Linked DNA regions of Homo sapiens: region 2 is linked to region 1. A link is an interaction called in ENCODE POLR2A ChIA-PET data of the cell type or tissue named here. Cell type or tissue: A673. All regions are shown on one strand. Links, peaks and the distances in the headings refer to the core of each region. The heading gives the core; the rest is flanking DNA.

The links. Peaks named below come from ENCODE experiments on the same cell type or tissue, not always from the same donor. Only the 100,000 strongest peaks of a DNase experiment are listed, where the experiment ranks them.
Region 2: POLR2A ChIA-PET joins it to region 1 with 8 read pairs; 2 of 35 experiments call an interaction of 5 or more read pairs at or near these places.

Annotation. Positions count from the first base shown.
Region 1 is chr13:46,086,221-46,094,220 of GRCh38, reverse strand. CPB2 (carboxypeptidase B2) reads left to right here. Exons shown (of 11, transcript NM_001872.5): 2 at 6,401-6,476. The region is part of intron 1 of CPB2-AS1 (CPB2 antisense RNA 1); the gene reads right to left. Among named protein-coding and RNA genes, the nearest start is that of CPB2, 15 kb to the left of the region's middle. RefSeq lists an enhancer at 6,978-7,477. In A673, for the core only: no CTCF peak of the experiment used is centred there; no DNase peak of the experiment used is centred there.
Region 2 is chr13:46,004,162-46,016,749 of GRCh38, reverse strand. ZC3H13 (zinc finger CCCH-type containing 13) reads left to right here. Exons shown (of 19, transcript NM_001330564.2): 6 at 5,196-5,335; 7 at 6,245-6,402. Among named protein-coding and RNA genes, the nearest start is that of ZC3H13, 42 kb to the left of the region's middle. In A673, for the core only: a CTCF peak has its summit at 6,391 (motif pointing right); DNase peaks (open chromatin) are centred at 6,389 and 9,819; H3K27ac peaks cover 5,860 bases.

The DNA of each region.
Region 1 (8,000 bases), core at 1-8,000:
AGCACACTAGAATAAAAATGCTATGTAAGGCTAGAAAACCCACTGGGTGACTACGCTACTCCAAGGGCCCAGAGAACATTCTGTTTATGAAAATAATAAGGAATGTGCTGGTGAGATGAGAGGGTTACCAGCATCACTGAGAAGCTTGTTAGTGGCTTTTTCACAGTCAAAGGAGATTTTTCTTTAAATTTAATTTTCTTGAATAAATACAAGAATAGGAGTTCTTTTGGGTTTAAAAAGTAAATAATACAGAAAAGCATAAAATTAGGGAGAAAATACTAAAATTTCACCATCCTGGTGAAAATATGAACATGTTTGTGATCATCCTTTCATACATTTCTCCACATAGTTATACCTCCCTGGGTATAATTGTATACTAGTTCAATGTTGTATCTCCTATTGGTACTATAGAAACCTTTCTTTTAAAAAGAATCTCATTTGTTCTTCCCCTGCCACTTACCCAAGGCTTCAATTGCCATTTCCCACCCTCCAAATCAAAGCTAACAATGTGTTGTTTATTTATGTATAATTTTCTCCTGATTTTAACACATATAATTTTTCTTTATCTTTCTAACTTTTTTTCCAAAAATAGGATCATATTTCATAAAGTTCTCCATATCTTGCTTTTCTCCCTTAATATGCCATTTAAAGCCCCCAAGTTAACTGTTATAAATCAAACTCATTTTTTATAATGACTGAAAAGCATTCTAGAATGTGGAGACACTACCAACATTCGACAATTCTGTTACTGCTGAGCATTCACATGGTTTTTAGGTTTTGTTACTATGAATAATGCCGTAATACACATCCTTGAACATGTATCTTTAATCAGTGGTTTAATAGTTTATGCTAAACTTGTACCAGAGATTGACATAAAATTTCTCAGTCTAGCTACTTTTCCCCTCTTCTAATAAGCAAGTCTCTCCATAGACTTATTTCCAGAATTCAGAATATTTTACTCAGGATTTCCAAAATAAAGCCACCCTCCACCCTTGTTAAAGTTATCCTTGGTGGGCGCGGTGGCTCACGCCTGTAATCCCAGCATTTTGGGAGGCTGAGGCGGGTGGATTGTCTGAGGTCAGGAGTTCAAGACCAGCCTGACCAACATGGTGAAACCCCATCTCTACTAAAAATACAAAAATTAGCCGGGCATGGTGGTGCACGCCTGTAATCCCAGCTACTCAGGAGGCTAAGGCAGGAGAATCGCTTGAACCCAGAAGGTGGAGGTTGCAGTGAGCCAAGATCACGCCATTGCACTCCAGCCTGGGTGACAGAGCGAGACTCCATCTCAAAAACAAACAAACAAACAAAAACAAACAAAGGAAAACAAATAAAATTATCCCTATAAATCACAGCTCAAATGTTACCTTTCTAACTTCTAATTGCCTACAAGATAAAGTCCAAATTTCTCAGCATGCATTCAAGACCTTCTCTAGGGAAGGATGAACATAACTTCCCACACTCATTTCTGTTTAGCTCCCATTCTTCTCTTGCTTTAAACACCCGTATCCTATACTTGGCAACAATGAACAAGAGCCATTTTTCCAAAAATGCCCTTTATCTCTTGCTATTGTGCCTTTACCCACTCTTAGACATTCTTACACACCCAGACATCCCTTCTATGAAGCCTTTGCTAATAATGACAAACAGAAGTTATCATAACCTCTTTTGTGCTTTGAGAGCTCTTGGTACATGGTTTTCTTAAATAAGATGATTTATTTGGAATATTTTTAGATTTACAGAAAAGTTGCCAATTGTAATACAACTGTATACCCCTCACCCAATATACCCTAATGTTAACATTTTATATTATCATGATGTATTAGTAAAAACTGAGAAATCAACATTGTTATATTACTATTAACTAAACTCCAGACTTTTTTGGATTTCACCAGTTTTCCCACTAAAGCTCTTTTTCTGTTCCGAGATCTAATCCAGAACACCATGTTGCATTTAGTCATAATGTTGCTGTTGTCTAATGTCTTGAGTGCTGTTGTTCCATACATTTTGTCCAGGTTTTTAGTTATTTCATAAAGGAGGGTATAACTGGAAGCAAAGTCTAAGATTAGTTTTAAATAAAGCAAGAGGAAGCATTTTTTCTAATTTAAAATATATCTATCGTCATATTTCAAGGGCAATATTTGTTTGAAAATAAAAGAAAAATCTCGTTCAGTTAAAAAAAAGGGGGGGCTCAGAGCTGGCAAATGCCACCAACATGCTTAATTTTAATTTAAATAAAATAGTTCTTGTGAGGTTACTCAGTGGTATACTGGAAACCTGAGAATGCCATTGCCGTTAACAGAGTCCACAATCCCTCACCTCACTGCTTCCTTTCTCTCCTTATCACTTACCTATAAAACTGGATGGAGAGCTGCAGAAATGAGGACATTTGCTAAGAAATTCTTTCTTTTCTAAGTGGTATGTGAAAATAAAGTAAATTCATGTTGAGTCACATTAATCTATTGCCTTGGCTGTGTAAGAATCACCAAGAATTCTCACAACCTTAGCAACAGTTGCAAAATAGAAATACAACAAAGCAAAAGTGAGAAAACCAACCAAGTGTCTGCTTTTTAAACAATCTATTGATATAATTCACCACATTAAGATATTAAGCCAGAAAACCCATATGCTCATCTTATAGAAAGCATTTAAAATCCACACTTATTCATCATAAAAACTCTTAACAAAGAGCAAGGAGTTTTTTAAAACTGATAAAAGACATCTACCAAAAATCTACAACAAGCATTCTAATGGTAAAATATTTTAAGGTTTTTCTTAAAAATTAGGAATCATGCATTTTATCTCCACTTCTATTCAATGTTGTACTGAAGTCCCAGGCAACACAGCAAGACAAAAAGGAAGGGGAAAAGGGGCTCTATAAGCATTGAAATTAAAGAAGCAGAACGTATTAAAAGTACATTAAGTACATTAAAAGTAACGGCAAAAACCGCAATTACTTTTGCACCAACCTAATAGTGTGTGCAGATGTAATGATTACTTGCAAAGAGAAATATCCCCCCAAATATCTATACCAAAATTATCAAAACTACCAAGAGAGCTAAATAGAAAATCAACACCAAAAATCATTTTTATTTCTATATCTTAGCAAAAAAGAGCTTAGAGGTGGCATGTTAAAAGTTACCATTTACTAACGAAAAGGCAAATTTGTTAGAAGAAAACATAATTTAAAAATGTGCAGCCGGGCACGGTGGCTCACGCCTGTAATCCCAGCACTTTGGGAGGCTGAGGCAGGAGGATCACGAGGTCAGGAGTTCGAGACCAGCCTGACCAACATAGTGAAACCCAGTCTCTACTAAAAATACAAAAAATTAGCCAGGTGTGTTGGTGTGCACCTGTAATCCCAGCTACTCAGGAGGCTTGAGGCAGGAAAATCGCTTGAACCAGGGACGTGGAGGTTGCAGTGAGCCGAGATGGCGCCACTGCACTCCAGTCTGGGCAAAAGAGCGAGACTCCGTCTCAAAAAGAAAAAAAAAAAGTGCAACATCTTTATGGATAAAATTGTAAAACTTTTGGAAAGGCATTAAAGAATAGATAAATGGGCTGTGTGCAGTGGCTCACACCTGTAATCCCAGCACTTTGGGAGGCTGAGGCGGGTGGATCACGGGGTCAGGAGTTCGAGACCAGCCTGACTAACATGGTGAAACCACGTCTCTACTAAAAAATACAAAAATTAGCCAGCCATGGTGGTGTGCACCTGTAATCCCAGCTACTCAGGAGGCCGAGTCAGGAGAATTGCTTGAACCTGGGAGGCGGAGGTTGCACTGAGCCAAGATCGCTCCATTGCACTCCTGCCTGGGTGACAGAGTGAGACTCCATCTCCAAAAAAAAAAAAAAAAAGAATAGACAAATAGACAAATTCACTGTATTTATTAATAATGACACTCAGAATCATGAGTATATCTGTTCTTTCCAAATTATTAATCTATTGATCCAATATAATTCTAATGAAAATTTCATTTTTTTCATGAAACATAACAAGCTGATTTTTAAAAATTATGTGAAAAAGCAAAGGATCAAGACAAGAGGCTTGTAAAAAAAAAAGAATTGGGCAGGGCAGAGGGGAAGCAAGAGTTTGTTCTCTAAGATATTAGGATGTAATATGAAGCTACCATCACTAAGATGAGTAGTATTGGCTCAAGGGTAGACAAATATATCAATAGAACATAATAGAGAACTAAGAAATAGAGCACATTATATTAGCAAGGGTAATCCTTGATTATGCTATAATCACTAATAAAACCTGAAACAGCTTTACTTAATACAATATAGGGTTAATTCTGTCTTAGTACGTTTGGGCAGTTATAACAAAAAATACCTTAAGTGGTGCAGCTTATAAACAACAGAAATTTATTGCTCACGGTTCTGGAGGCTGGGAAGTTCATGACAAAGCACCAGCTAATTCTTGTGTTTGGGGAGGGACTATCTTCCGCATAGACAGAACCTTCCCGCTATATATTCACATGGTGGAAGGGGGAGGGGATCTCTTTTTTAAGGTCACTAATCCCATTCATGAAGCCTCTCCCCTTATGACCTAATCACCTCCCAAAACCCTCATCTCCTAATACCTTGGAGGTTAGGATTTCAACATAGGAATTTTGGGGGGACACAAACATTCAGATCAGAGCAATTTCTCACTCATAATACTAATTGATGAAGGTCATAGAACTCTCCCTGGTGCTCTCCTTCAACTTGGAGATCTTGGCTGCTTCCATTATGCAACTCCACATTTGAGGCTCTTTGCTTCTGGCCGCAGGATGAGAGGGGGCACGTGCACATGAAGACACACCTACTCTTAGGCACCTATAACACTCCCACGCATTCCCATTGGCAAAGCTCAGGCACTGGCTCTCAACACAACCACACGGAAGGCTGGGTAATGAAGTTTTTCTGTCTATGCAGGAAGAGGCAGTGGTGTTGATGAACCAACATTTTCTCTGCCAAACAGTATGGAAACTTGATATATGACAAAATTGACATAGTGGATCCCTGGGAAAAATATAGATGATGTAAAAAATCATAATAATAAACGATGCTAAGAAGAAAAAAAAAGAAGTCTATTTCTTCTTTACACTGCACCCAACCAAATAATTTTCAATTGAATTTAAAATTTAAATAAGAAGGACAGAAGAAGTATATGAGAATATCTTTATATCCCAGATATCTAGAAAGACATCTTAAACCACACAAACCTGGAAGGAAATGATTAAAAAAAAAAAAGCACATCATCAAGAAAGAGAAAAGACAAATTACAAACTGCTAGAAGATATTTGCAATACATATAACTGACAAGAAATTAGTATTTAGAATATATAAAGAAATTATACAAATTAACTACTACAAAAATACAAGTAAATTAGAAAAAAATGGGCAGTTGATCTGAATAAACATAACATATAAGCAAAAATATGAATGGCCGATAATCAAATATAAACAACTGTACTTCATTAATAAGTCAGAAAATGAAAATCAAAATCACAAGAAAATTTCATTTCATAAAAATTTGATTGCAAAAGTTGAAAAGTCAGAGAGCATCAGGTATTGGCAAGGAGGAAGAACAACAGGAAATCTTTTCCACTGCTACTGACAATATAAATTGATACAAAAAACTTGAGGACTGATATGACACTATCCTATGAAATTAAAACTGTGCATATCCCATGAAATGGCAATTCCACTTGTAAGAAAATGCTTTCACGTGTGAACTATGGCTAGCTACTTCAACACAGATGATAATCTTGAGAATACAATACCGAACAAAAGAAAAACAAGATTCAGAAGAATACATATAGTATACCATTTTTATAAAGTTGAATCAGGCAAATCTAAGGGTATTGTTTCAGAATTCACACATACATGTGTTTAAAAATCCATGCTATAAAGAAAAACAAGGGAATGAGCAAAAGTCAAAATTTAAGGTAGAGGATACCTCTGGTGATGTGGCAAGGGGGTAGGACAGAGAGGAGCACACAAGGATCTTCAGGATGTCAAGGAAGCTGGACTTTTTAAGTGGGGTGATGGGTTCACAGGCATTCATTTTATTGTATAATTAACTAGGATCAGCATAAATATTCCCTTATGCATCAAATATTTAATTTTTAAAATTAAAACACACATGCACGCACAAGAAAAAGGAAAGAAGTAAATACTCTGTAAACTGACCCCCAGTCAAGAGAGCTGTTGATTTTGCAATTGCTTAGGAGCATAAAGACTGAGAGTATATGTTCTCTTATTACACTGAATCTGTAGTAAGATCCTCTGTCCTAATAACATTTTAAATTTTGTTTCCCTTTTGCAATTACCTAAAAGCTCCTCACAGTATAATATATTCCATCTTTACTCTTTATTTAATATCAAAATCCTCTTTTATTTTTTTCCCCAGTGGCCAAGTTCTAGCTGCTCTTCCTAGAACCTCTAGGCAAGTTCAAGTTCTACAGAATCTTACTACAACATATGAGGTAATTTCTCCCTAATTTATGTTTATATTGGTTTCACTTTGTATAAGCACTGGGTGTTGAGTTTCCTCCTGTATGTTGTCTGGCTTACATGTATCTGGTATGAACTCTTCTTCTCATAGTCTTCTCTCCCTTCTCATAATCACATGATTTTGTTGGTTCCCCAAATCAACACTTCTTCACTTGTGCTATTGGCTTTCCAGCCAATTTCATAATAGTACCTTGGGATATAAAGTGTGCACTTACAAAGAGGCTACAGTAACAGAAATTAAAATATTTATAAATAAAACCTTACTCATGAAACAATGGTTCTTAACCAAGGATGCACCAGAAAGACAGAGTACATTTATTAAAATTCTCACCCAGGCACCCATCTCGACATAATGTCTAAGATGTAGAAAATTGACAAGAATTACAGAATATTAATGGCAGTGGCGGCCCATCTAGAGCGGCTGCTGCCATGCGGGAGGCACGGCTGGGGCTGTGTGCTCCACGGAGCCAGCAGAAGCCAGGAGGAGGTAAAAGTCCCGCCCCCTTCTGTGATGGCAGGGCGGCAGCCTCATGCTCCCCAGGCGCAGCTGCAGCTGCCCGCTGCAGCTACAGACCTGGACATCCCTGTGCTCTTGGGGGCCAGGAGCAGGCAGGAGCCCTGCCCTCCTGGGCGCAGCTGCAGCTGCCCAGCTGGGGTTGCAGACCCAGGCATTTCTGCACTCTCAGTGTTCTGAGAAGGACCCTCATTCCCCTACAGGCTCGCAAGTGCCTGCTCCCACTGTCTGGTCTCTCCGAGTTCCTGGTGCTCACTCCAATCTTGGAGCAAAATTGAGGCTGAGCCTAGGTGTTGTCACAACCTGGCTGGCTGTGTGCATGATCAGAGCGGTACTGACATGCTAGCCCCCTGCTGCCTCAGCCCCCTCTGGACTTTGGGTACTGACGAGCACAGGAGGGAAGCCAAGGGGGTGGCTGAGGGCTTCTCGGCACTGGCCTGCAGGCCCCCTCAGCTGGAAAATCCTGGGTGCCATAAATAGCCGTAGGAGGCAGACAGGATCCTAGGCAGAAAAGGGCGGGTCCCTGGTGAAGCCCCACCTTCAAGCCCAGGAAGGCTGCCAGTCCCGTGGACCGCAGTGGGAACTGACGGTGATTTTTCCGCACCCGCCTATGGCCACCCATGAACCAATCAGCACTCACTTCCTCCCATCTGAAGCCCATAGAAATCCCCCGGATTCAGCCAGACTCTTCTGGAGAGACATGGGGAGGACCAGCTGTAGAGAGGAGCCACCCACTCCAGGGTCTCCTCTCTGCTGAGAACGAACACTCATCAGGACACCCTGGCTGCAGAGAGGAGCTACCCACCGCGAGTCTCCTCTGAGCTGTTCTATTACTCAGTAAAGCTCCTCTTCACCTTGCTCACCCTCCGCTTGTCCACGTACGTCATTGTTCCCGGGCGCTGAACCTGCCAAATGGTGGAGGTGAAAGAGCTCTAACACAAACAGAGCTGAAACACGCCCCTTGCTTGCCACGTTGTGGGTG
Region 2 (12,588 bases), core at 2,845-10,844, 80 kb after region 1:
AGTTTTTCTACTGAAGTATACTATACGTTCAGAGGAATGCACAATACATGTGTCCAACCCATTGGATGTTCACAGACTGAACACATTTGTAAAACCACTCAAATCAGTAAGTAGGAAATTACTAGTTTCCCATAGTCCCCTTGTGTTTTCTTCTAGTCACTCCTCCCTACCCTCACCCCTCAAAGGTAACTACTGTCCTGATTTCTAGCACCATTGATTAGTTTTGTGTGTTTGAGCTCCATATAAATGGAATTGACAGCATGTACTCTTTTTGTGCCTAGCTTCTTTTGTTAACAGTATTATCTGAGATTGTACTTTATTTCACATATCATTCATTAATTGTTATTGCATCATTCTTATTGCTATATAGTGTTTTATTGTATGAATATGCCATAATTTAGTCTACTGTTGATGAACATTCAAGTAATTCCCAGTTTGGTGCTATTATGCATAATAAGGTGCTATTACTATTCTTAAACATATTTTTTGGTAAACATGTACAGACACATATCAATTTCTCTTGAGTTTATGGTTCGAAGTGGAATTGCTGGGCTGTGGAGTGTGAATGTGTTCCTCTTTAGTAGATAATTTCAGATCAAAAATGGTTGTTCCAGTTAACCATACGGTGTTTTTGCCTTTTTCATCATAGCTGTTCTAAAATTTTGTAGTAGTATCTTACTGTGGTTTTAGTTTGCATTCTCCTAATGAAGTTGAAAACTTTTTCACATGTTCACTGACCATTGTACACCCTATTTTGTGAAGTGTCTGTTCCAAATGTCTGCCGTTCTGCTATTGTGTTACCTGTTTTTTTTTTCTTGTTAATTAGAGGAATTCTTTATGTTTTCTGGATATGAGATTTTTATCAGATATATAAATATATTGTTAGTGTTTTCTCCCACTCTATGAGTTGCAGAACAGTCTTTTAAAAGAATAAATTGAATGTTCATTTTATTTTCCTGTTTCAAATTCCCTAATTTCCCATTGCCTTCAGGAGCAAGTACAAATTCTAACTACGCCTATAAAACTTTTGATTATCTGGTTACTCTTTGTATTTCCAGGCCCCACTCCGAAGTCTGTGGTTTTTATTTGGTTCCTTAAACTTCTTGTATTTGTTCATCATGTGTTCTTAAGGACCAATGAAGTAACATAAAAAGTAAAAGTATCATTGCAGTAGAATGTGTGAAAATATTTTGGTAATCTTGGAGGTTAGTACATCCTCCTTAAATAGGGCATAAAACCCAGAAGCCACAAACATTTGATTACATAAAACTAGGAGTTTCTGTGTAACTAAATGCAGAAGTTAAAAACAGATGAAATGGTAAAAGAAAATACTTGACATGTGTAACGTGTAAGCATTAGTAAAGATACTATATAGACATATAATGAGTTTCTACAAATACATAAGAAAAAGACGGCCTAGTTAAAAAATGAGTAAAAATATATATGTATCAGATAGGTAACTCACAGGAGAAATAGAACTGGCCAATAAATGCTCAATCTTACTGCAGGGAAATACTGATGAAAATAAAGAGATATGATTACTCACCCATTCGTTTGGCAGAAATGAAGAACATTAATGTTTTCAAGTGGGGGTTTACATTGGTAAAGGAGTTTTGGAGTACAGTTTGGTGTTATTAGAAATAGAAATTATACTTATTTTCAGTCTAGCAATGTAGTCTGAGAAATAATGTCATAGAAAAATACTTGCACTTGAACCAAAGTATATATCAAAATGTTCATATAAGTCTTGTTTTTAACAGCAAAATACTGGAAACAGTTCATCTGTCTTTAAGAAGGAAACTCTTTTAAGTAAGCTACGATAAAGTATGATCATATTAATGAAATGCTTTGCAGACGTTAAAATGAAGATAGTTGAACTCTATGACTTGGAAAGATCTTGTTTATAGGGCAGTGTTGAATGTTAAAGGGAAAAATGTAAAACATTATTTTCATGCATATGACACTAAACTGTTAGCAGTGTTATCACTGGAGTAAGGATGGCTGTAGGAGGAATATAAGGGAAATTTCATATTTTACTCTGTGTATTCAGAATTATTTAAGACTTTAGCAATGAGAATGTATCATAAAGGCAAAGTACAAAATATAGAATGGAATTCAAAAACAAGTGTCTGAAATCAGTTAATGAATTTAGAAAACGTCTCAGACAGCTTGAGGTTAAAAACTGATACACATAAATGATACTAACTCATTGGAAAAAGGTTAAATATAATTAGCATGATGTAACAAGGCAATTCACAAGTATTTATAGTTTTTAATCCTTATACATAAACCTTTTATATATCTATGATTATTTTTATACAATAAATTACTGGAAGTTGCTGATCAACACAGAGAGGGGAACATCACACACCAGGGCCTGTTGTGGGGATGGGGGGTGAGGGGAGGGAGAGCATTAGGACAAGTACTTAATGCATGCAGGGCTTAAAACCTAGATGACAGGTTGATAGGTACATCAACCTGTACCTATAGGTACAAACCACCATGGCACATGTATACCTATGTTACAAACCTGCACATTCAGCACATGTATCCCAGAACTTAAAGTAAAATAAATAAATTTTAAAAAAAGTTGCTGTATTAAAATTAAAGTTATGTATTGATGTTCTTAAGGCTTTTACCCATATTGACAAATAATTTTACAAGATAGATGTACTAGTTTGCATTGCTACTGCCAGAGAATGAGTATGTCCTTTATTTGTACCTTTACCAACAATTAATATTATAATTAGAAAAAATGGCTCCTGAATACATGAAAAAATATGTGTATACTTTCTTCATTTCTTTCTCTTTGTGAATTGCCTTGTAATGTCCTTTACCTGTTCTGTTAATTAGTAAGAATTCTTTATATAGAAAGAATCTTAACCTTTTCTTATGTGTTGCATATATTTTTCTGTTGTATATTCTTAAAAATATCTACCTTGTTAAATATACCTTTCTAATTATACTTGATATTTTTCTGATGACTTAACAATCATTTATGTGAATCAATTTTTATAAGGCAAAATTGTAGTGATAACCTGAAGCTACATGAGAGACATTTTCTAAATTTATTAACTGGCTTCAGACTCTTGTTTTTGAATTCCATCCTGTATTTTGTACTTCCTGTTTTTTCTTTTGTTGTCAAAATACTGTCAGTTGCAATGTGCCTATCTTGTAGTCCATCTCTTACAGGTTAGGAAAATATCTGAGTTTTTATTATATGCGTAAAATAAGCACCTTCAGAATAAAGACCTGAGAGCTTTTCTTCTGAGCAAACTATATTAGTTATATTTACTACATTGACTAGACTTTTTATTTATTTTGTTTTTTTTTTTTTGAGACGAAGTCTTGCTCTGTTGTCAGGCTGGAGTGCAGTGGCACGATGTCAGCTTACTGCAACCTCCGTCTCCCGGGTTCAAGCAATTCTCCTGCCTCTGACTCCTGAGTAGCTGGGACTCTAGGCACGCGCCACCTCGCCCAGCTAATTTTTGTATTTTTAGTAGAGACGGGGTTTCACCGTGTTGGCCAGGATGGTCTCGATTTCTTGACCTGATGATCCGCCCTCCTCGGCCTCCCAAAGTGCTGAGCTTACAGGCGTGAGCCACTGCGCCTGGCTGACTTACACATATATTTTAACTGCTCAGGCCTCTCCCCCTTGGTTGGATAGTTGAAAATTGAGAACTGAAAGCCAGCTTCTTCTTTCTTTTATGTGTTCTGTATTGGTGATATTTCCAGTTGCGAATTTTTAGATTGGCAGTGCCTTACTGATAATACAGTACCGTCAGAAACACTGTTAATCATTCTTCTCAATTAACTACTCTTTCCGTTGTTTTACCTGGGTATTTGGTTATGGAATTTTATTGAATTTAGGAACATAATCAAACCAGAACATTGACTCCTATTATTCACTGATGTAAAGTATCTCAATAGAGTACAAAATAATAACTGGAGATAGCTAGTATTCACTTAATTAAATTCAGTGTCTTCATTTTATCTAGTGAAAACTACTTGCCCTTAATTAAATATTTAGTAATTGCTTTCTGACTGAAAAACATGCTTTAGCCTATTTCATATATTTACTGAGAAATTGTCATTGTACTCCAACATAAGATGAGTAATCAAGCTTAGTCACACAGGTAGTGAATATATATAGTTACCCTCTCAGTCCCCAAGCATGAATGGATAGTTGTCATTCTAATGCATTTGAGCAATATATAACAGTGATGTTCATTTTCTTGGGTTTTAAGCAGTCAAGTAGGACTTCTTATGTTTGTTGTTTTTTTAGTTCTTCATTTTATTTCTTTTCCCAAGGTTAAGATATGATCTAAAGTGCTAGAAGTATATCTTGAGAAGGCACCTCAGTTTGTGGTCAGTCAAGTCCATCGTGGTCAATGAAATTCCCACCTCTAGGCTCCTGGGCATTTATGGCAAATGAGCGTGATGGGTTTGGGTGCTAGTGCCAGCAACTTCTATGTATTTTAATGAAATAGATCTACACACCACTCTTGATTTTTTAACCAATCTTCATAGCTTTTCATCAGAAAATATAAATGGAAATAGAAATATGGCATCAGATCCGTTGAGACGGACAGTTGTGATCTAAGGAAATAGTACAAATCACTTGTAAAGAAAATGTCATAAATCCTTTAAAAATTAGTTTATGTACACATTAGTACTAAAATTACTTTAGTTTTAGATATTAATCATTTGTCTCACAAATTTTAAAACTGAAAAGCCTATGGAAGCAATGTTGCACACGTAATATAACCTCACTTTGTATGATGTATTTTAGTAGCGTATCTTTAGGAAAATCAAGGAGATAATGAGTCGCATCGTATACAGCATGAAATATTGAAGGCTTTGGTATCTTTAAGGCTTAGAAATTCAGCTGAGTGCATTTTGTCTTTTAAAATTCCATCTCCTAACAAAAAACCCAACTTCCAAACAACCCAAAATTGTTTCCAGAAAACCCAGAAACTTCCAAAATATTTGGCTTTTCATGAAGAAATCAACCATGGTGATTTTAATCCTTTATAGAAATGGTATCTATTTCTTTTATCTTTTAGAAGTATGTGATCCTGATGAAAGACTCTGCTATTTAGATTTGTGTAAGAAATTAGTTGAAAAAAGTCTGTATGATTTTTGGCATAGATAATTATGCTAGTTTCTAACAGTAATGCAATTTTATTTTAAAGATTCTGACAATGGAGATATTAATTATGATTATGTTCATGAATTGTCATTGGAAATGAAGCGTCAGAAGATACAGAGGGAATTAATGAAGCTGGAACAAGAAAACATGGAGAAGAGAGAAGAAATTATCATTAAAAAGGAGGTATGCTATTTATTGCAATAAATATGTTAGTACTTAATAGCAGCATTTGTATTGATCAGATAACTCAGCTTCTTGCTACATCTTAAATTATATTAGTATACTGATATATTGATCAACCCACTGTATATGTACTACTCCATATATATTCATTTAATTTTCACATTATTCTATTAGATAAGTAGCAAATATTTATGTTATTGAATAGGTGAGCAAAGCTAAGAGTTTGTTGCCTAGAGTCACCAGCTAATGTAACATGGGGTTTGAATCTGCCTATGTCTGTTTCAGGCCCATGCTATTTCTAGAATGCCTTGTTTCTTTTCTAAAAAGTGAAGATACAGTTAATTTAAATATAATTTATGATTTTTCTGAGGAGATTTTGAAATTTTATGATTTTAATTTACTTTATTGAAACTGGTATATGTTAGGACAGTTATATTGCTTAAAATCATGGATTCAGGAGTCAGACTAATATCAACAGATAGTGGTTATTATAATTTTATTATTTTTATTTTTATTTCAAACTTTTTTTGTAGGGATGAGATCTTTCTCTATTACCCAGGCTGGAGTGCAGTGGCACTCACTGCAGCCTTGAACTCCTGGGCTCAAGGGATCCTCCCATCTCAGCCTCCCTAATAGCTGAGACCATAGGCACCTTCCATGCCTGGCTTTTTTTTTTTTGTATAAGAGATAGGGTTTTTTTTATGTTATCCAGGCTGATCTCAAACTCCTCACCTCAAGCAATCCTTTCACCTCAGCCTCTCGAGAAACTGGGATTACAGGTGTGAACCACTGCACCCGGCAATAATATTTAATTTTAATCTGAAGTTTGGTGTGATTCTAAAATACTGTAAGTCTTGTTGTACCATAAGTGGAGGAATTTCTGAATTGACTTACTGAATTTTTTTAAAGGTTTCACCAGAAGTGGTTAGATCAAAATTGTCCCCGTCACCTTCTCTAAGAAAGTCTAGCAAATCTCCGAAGCGAAAATCAAGCCCGAAGTCGTCTTCAGCTAGCAAGAAAGATAGGAAGACATCTGCAGTATCTTCTCCCCTGTTGGACCAGCAGAGGTCAGTAGGGTGATAAATAGTATCGAGAAAATAGCTTTTTCTGAAGTGATACTAAAAAGAATTAGTAGGTTATAAAAGGGTACTTTTAGTACATTTTATATTTAATGTAAGCTTTTTTGTTCTAAAAAGAAATTTGAAATGTTTCAATTAAAAAGACAATTATAGAGAACAATAAAACAAACATCTGTGTAACATCCACATATGCTTCAGAGCTTTTTATTTTTTAAGAAATAAAAATACAAGATACATTTCCTGTTCCTCTCTTAAATCTGGTGTTTATGATACTTGTGCATGTGTTTATACTTTAACTAATATGTGTTCTGCAATGTATAGTATTGCTTTCATCTATTGTAATAGGGATATATCATAACCTTCTGCACATTGCTTTTTCACTCAACATTTTTTATGTTTATATTGATACATATAACCTTAGTTCATTCATCTTAGTATTTATATTATAAATTTGTCTGCTTTTCTGTGGAACATTTATGTTGTTTCCGATTTTTAAACTGCTACAAATTATACACAAAAAATTTTTGTCTTTCAGTATATATTATCAAGAGATTGAATTCTTTATAACTTAGAATTACTGTAGAAGCCAGTTGAAGAAGTAAAAATAGAAATGATTATATTCAGGGACTAAGAATAAGGAGAAGATACATTTTCATTTAAGGTCACTCTGAACTATTTATATTTTATTTTAATTAAAGTCCATACCCTAATTTTATCTTAAAAAAAATGAACTAAAAATATCTTCTACCTAAGATTTAATCAGTTAACAAGCCCTGTCTATTTGAACCTGTAATGAAACTCATATTTATCTCCCTCCTTCTAGTTCCTAGAAACTAACCCTATTTCAGACTCTACTTAACTTTTTGCCTAGATTATTATATCACTAACTATATTGACTTTATGTAGTTTCTACCCACCACCCACACAGGTGAACATTTTCATTCAGCTACCTCAACCCATTTATTTTGTAGATGCTGTCAGAGAAATCTTAAAAGGACAATTCCAATTAATTTATTATACCATTGAAAAACTCAGTGGTTTTTCATTCTGTAGAATGAAATTCAGATTCCTTAGAATGACATTTACACTTTGGTCTTTTCTTTCTTGTCAGTAGTTTTTGTCCAGCTTCCTCCTATCTACCCCCTTCTATCTCAATTCTTCAATCTCTAGCTCAAATTTTAAGTTTTCCCATTTCTCTTTATGGAACATAAGTTCTGTTCCCTTTAGGTACCTATCAGATTTTGCTTATACCTCCATGTTGATAATAATTGCCTGTTGCATTATATTTCAGCTGTGACTTATGTTTTATAACCTTTATTAAATTTAAGCTCCTTGAAGATTGGGATCTTGGTTATTCATAGTTCTGTCTTCTCATAGTGCCTACTTGACATAGAACTTTGCATTGTAATAAGGCACTTAGTAAAGTTGAGTTGATCCTCTCCCTCATATTGCCTACTTGGCATAGAACTTTGCATTTTAATAAGGCGCTCAGTAAAGTTGAGTTGATCCTATCCTTTGTTCATGCAATTGAGTAAATATTGCAAAGGTATATTGAAGAAGTTGAATGAACAGAGAGTGATACGCTCCACTTCACTTGCTCTTATCCTCTTGGCTAACCAGCTATGTAACTTTCCCTCAATTCTATTCATTTCCCCAATAAACTGCATACTAGAAATACCCTTTCTTCCTTGTCTTATCTGTTCTGTTTATAGAATATTTGAAACTTAATCTTTTCATAGAAAGTTTTGATAACTATTTAGACAAAGGGTTAGTTTCATCTTTTACATACAATCTCTTTTGCTTCTTTATTAGTAACACATCCTATTATAAATATTTGTCATGAATAATCATTCACACTGGTTTAATTACTGTATTTCTTATATTCTACTATGTTGTTGACTTTACGATGCACCGTTAATTTAATAATAAAAGCAAAAGGACCTGGAAAAACAGTATATTAAAAATACAAAGAAAACATTTAATTGAGTATAGCATTTCTTTTCTTTTTTTTTTTTTGGAGTATAACATTTATGCAGTTTACATTTCCTAGAGTGTGTCAAGTAATCATCTTTTAATTTTATTGCTGGATCATACTATCAACTCAGAACATACTAAGCACATGTAAGGATTAGAATTTCAGTTAAAACTCAGTGGAGTATTTTAACCAGTGTCAGCCAACTGAGGTGTGATAATCAGGTAAACAAATTTCTTGGTGGTCTTACTAGGTTATCATATTGAATGGAAAGATATAATTACTGACAAATTAAAACTTACACTTTTCCCTGAAAGCTGGCATTTTTCTTTGTTTGACATTTATTTTGAGATATAGTCTGATAGTAAGATTTGTCCTGATATATGAGATATGGTATAATCTAAAATCATAAATATATTACCTATTCTGTCCATCTGCACTTTTAATCTTAGTTTTTATTAGGTGAATTTTTCTTTATAGCTCTTTGTACAGAGAATATTAAGTATGTCAAAAGCTAATCTAAAACAATAGTTTTGAAGAGAGAGAGAAAAGATTAAAAACTGATAAAAGTAAACAGGTGGGCTCTTTGCCACAAGTCTGAAGTAGGCTCTGTGCCACTGAAACAACAATTAGTTGACTTTTTAAATGTTGAAGATCTTGGTGATTTCAGAATACACAAAACCAGTTTTGGCCTCTTCAGTTGGAAAGCACTGTAACGTAATTGTGTTTTCTAACCACATATAATTTTGATGGTAATGTGAAGAAATGCTGTACTTTAGTAAGTATATTAGAATAGTCCAGATTGTGATTATAGCCAAGTCCCAAAATGTCGGTGGTTTAACACAACAGAAGGTTATTTCTCACGTAAAGTCAAAATGAGTGTTTCTGATTGACAGATGGCTGTCCTATATATGGAGATTGAGTAACCCAGGCTCCTTCTGACCATGATTCCACTTTCTTGGGTTTTCAAGGAAACCAAAGAACGGGATGTACAAAGAAAAACGGAAATTGAGTATTGCAGTTATTTAGCTCTATAGTTTACAATTGCCTGGCATATGAGAGCCCTTTGAAATTTGGGCCTGGAGGTGGTATACATCATTTCCACTCACGTTCCTTTGGCCAGGTCTTGGTCACTTGGCCATGCTTAATTTCAAGAAAGTGTAGATAGTATGGTTTACCACTGTGCTCAGAAGAAAAGTTTGGTAAACCCCCTGCTAGTCTCTGTCACAGGTGATAATGTAAAAATAGTTTGTGTCAAGAATTCCTTTGTTGTTTAATCATGAAATTTTAAAAGATAATTTTGATACAGATGCTAATTATTGATCCGTTTTTATCTTTAAAGTAGAAAAGTATCCAGAAATACAGATATTTATCACATATCTGTTAGGGTGCATAAGAAGATTGAGTCATCTCATGAATATGCAATGAGATATGTGGCTAATATAGTTGTTGGCAGAAGACAAGGATGAAAACTAGATTTAGTCGTCATATTTTAGTAATTTCCTACTTGTTTACATGGTTAACGCTATGAGTGATAATAAGACATAGGGATGAGGACTAAGAGAGCTACATTTTCTCAATGCTATGAGTCAAGTGCTTTTAAAATATTGCCAGCAATTTTGAGGTAGATACTATCTCATATATATATATGGCTAAGAACTCTTGGGACTTGAGAATTCTGAGAATTCAGCATGATAGGAAATAAGTTCTAGGATTTTAGGCTTAGGTCTTCATTTATAAATATCAGTAGATAGTGAGATTAGTAGATAGTGAAAACTCACCAGATGTATGAAAAGGGTTACTTGCAAACCTAGTACCAGACTGAACACTCTGAGCAGATGGCTTACACAGAAACGTTAATACAGTAAACAGGAACAAACTTAAATTATAAATTCATTTATAAGTTTAGTGCAATTTGTGAGGATATTGTATTTAGAAGACAAAAGCAGTTGATTATGGGAAAAAAACTGTGAACAACTATATTTTTATTTTATTTTATTTTATTTTATATTTTTGCAGGAGACTGGAGTTTTATTAATCAATCTCCCTGAGCATTTGGGGATCAGAGTTTTAGAGGACAACTTGGTGGCGGGGCAGCAGGGAGACTGGGGGAAGCCAGTAAGCCAGGAGTGCTGACTGGTCAAGTCAGAGATGAAATCCGAGGGAGTCGAAGCTGTCTTCTTGTGCTGAGTCAGTTCCTTGGTGGGGGCTACAAGATCAGATGAGCCAGTTTATCGATCTGGTTGGTGCCAGGTTGAACAACTTTTTTTTTTTTTTTTGGGACAGAGTCCCACTCTGTCACCCAGGCTGGTGTGCAGTCAGCTCACTGCAACATCTGCCTCCTGGGTTCAAGCGGTTCTTCTGCCTCAGCCTCCTGAGTAGCTGGGATTACAGGCGTGCGCCACCACACCTGGCTAATTTTTGTATTTTTAGTAGAGGCGGGGTTTCACCATGTTGGTCATGCTGGTCTCGAACTCCTGACCGCCTCACGATCCGCCCACCTTGGCCTTTCAAAGTGCTGGGATTACAGGTATGAGCCACGTCGCCCAGCCTGAACAACAATATTTTAAAAGAGAAAAGAGTTCAAATGGAAAATCATAGAATAGGACAGATGCAGTGGTCTGAGGTGGACAGATCACTTGAGCCCAAGAGTTTGAGACCAGCCTGGATAACGTGATAAAACCCTGTCTCTACAAAAATATGAAATTTAGCCAGTTGTGGTGGTATGCACCTATACTCCTAGCTACTCAGAGGGCTGAGGCATGGGGATCACTGGAGCCCTGGGGGTCGAGGCTGCAGTGAGCCATGATTGTGCCACTGCACTCCAGCCTGGGCAACAGAGCGAGACACTGTCTCCAAAAAAAAGAAGAAATCAAAAAATAGCAGAACAACGAGATTGCCAAATTTAGAATTAGCAAAATGAGTACTACTTTAAAAATTACTGAATATAAAGACAGATTTAAGATCCTGGAAAAGCAGGAAAAATGGAAATGACAGAGACATCTAACATGGAGGAGAGATCCAAGAGATACAGTAACTGTGTAATAAAGAGAACTGCAGAGACTTGGGTCATAAGGAAAAGTTTTGAAATGAAAATAGAAGAAATTGAGTAAAAAGTTTGAAGTTTCAGATTGAAACAGTCCATTTAGTGCTGGAAAAGATTTTTTGAAAATACCTGGATTTAGTGAAAATCTTTTTCCAGTGAGTAATTTTCAAGGGATAATGTTCATAAGCATGCCAACAGAAAAACCAGCTTACCTGAATAGTAAAAAATTTGATTTTCTTTGGACTTCTGACCTGCAACGTTAAATGTTACAAAATATTTTAACTAGAGCTCTGAGGTAAAAGGATTTTGACATGAAAATGCTATATTCAATTAAACTATTGTTAAAGTAAGAGGCAAAGACAGCCAGTTTTGAATGTGTATGGGATCAAAGTTATACTATTTACTTAAAATTACTTAAATTGCCAAAAAGAGGCACTTAAAGAACAAAATTTGTACCCCAAAATCAATTACAAGTAGATTAAAGACAAATGTGAAAGGCAAAATTACAAAATTTTAGGAGACCATCTTTGTGACCTCAGAGTTGGTAAAAATTTCTTAAATAAGATTGAGAAATTTATGATGAATATATACTGACAGTGGTTGATATTTCATTTGTAGATGATGTAATTGTGTTTTTTGAATAATGATGAAAACCTGGAAGCCACCTGAAAAACTATGAAATTGTTTTAGAAAGTTTTGGAGCATCTATTCAGGGAAATTCTATACAGTCAATAAAAATGATTACCTAAATCTGCTTTTTTAAAAAAAATTTTATTTTGAGTTAGAGTCTTACTCTGTCACCCAGACTAGAGTGCAGTGGCGCAATCTTGGCTCACTGCAACCTCTTTCTTCCGGGTTCAAGTGATTCTCCTGCCTCAGCCTCTGGAGTAGCTGGGATTACAGGCACCCACCACCATGCCTGGCTAATTTTTGTATTTTTAGTAGAGATAGGGTTTCACCATGTTGGCCAGGCTGGTCTCGAACTCCTGACCTCAAGTGATCCACCCCTCCCTCCTCTGCCTCCCAAAGTGATGGGATTACACCATGCCCAACCTAAATCTACTTTTTGTTACAGAAAGATGCTCACACTATGTCTATGTTCAATATTTGAAAATTTTGCAAAATATTGTAATAGGATATCCCATGAATGTATGTG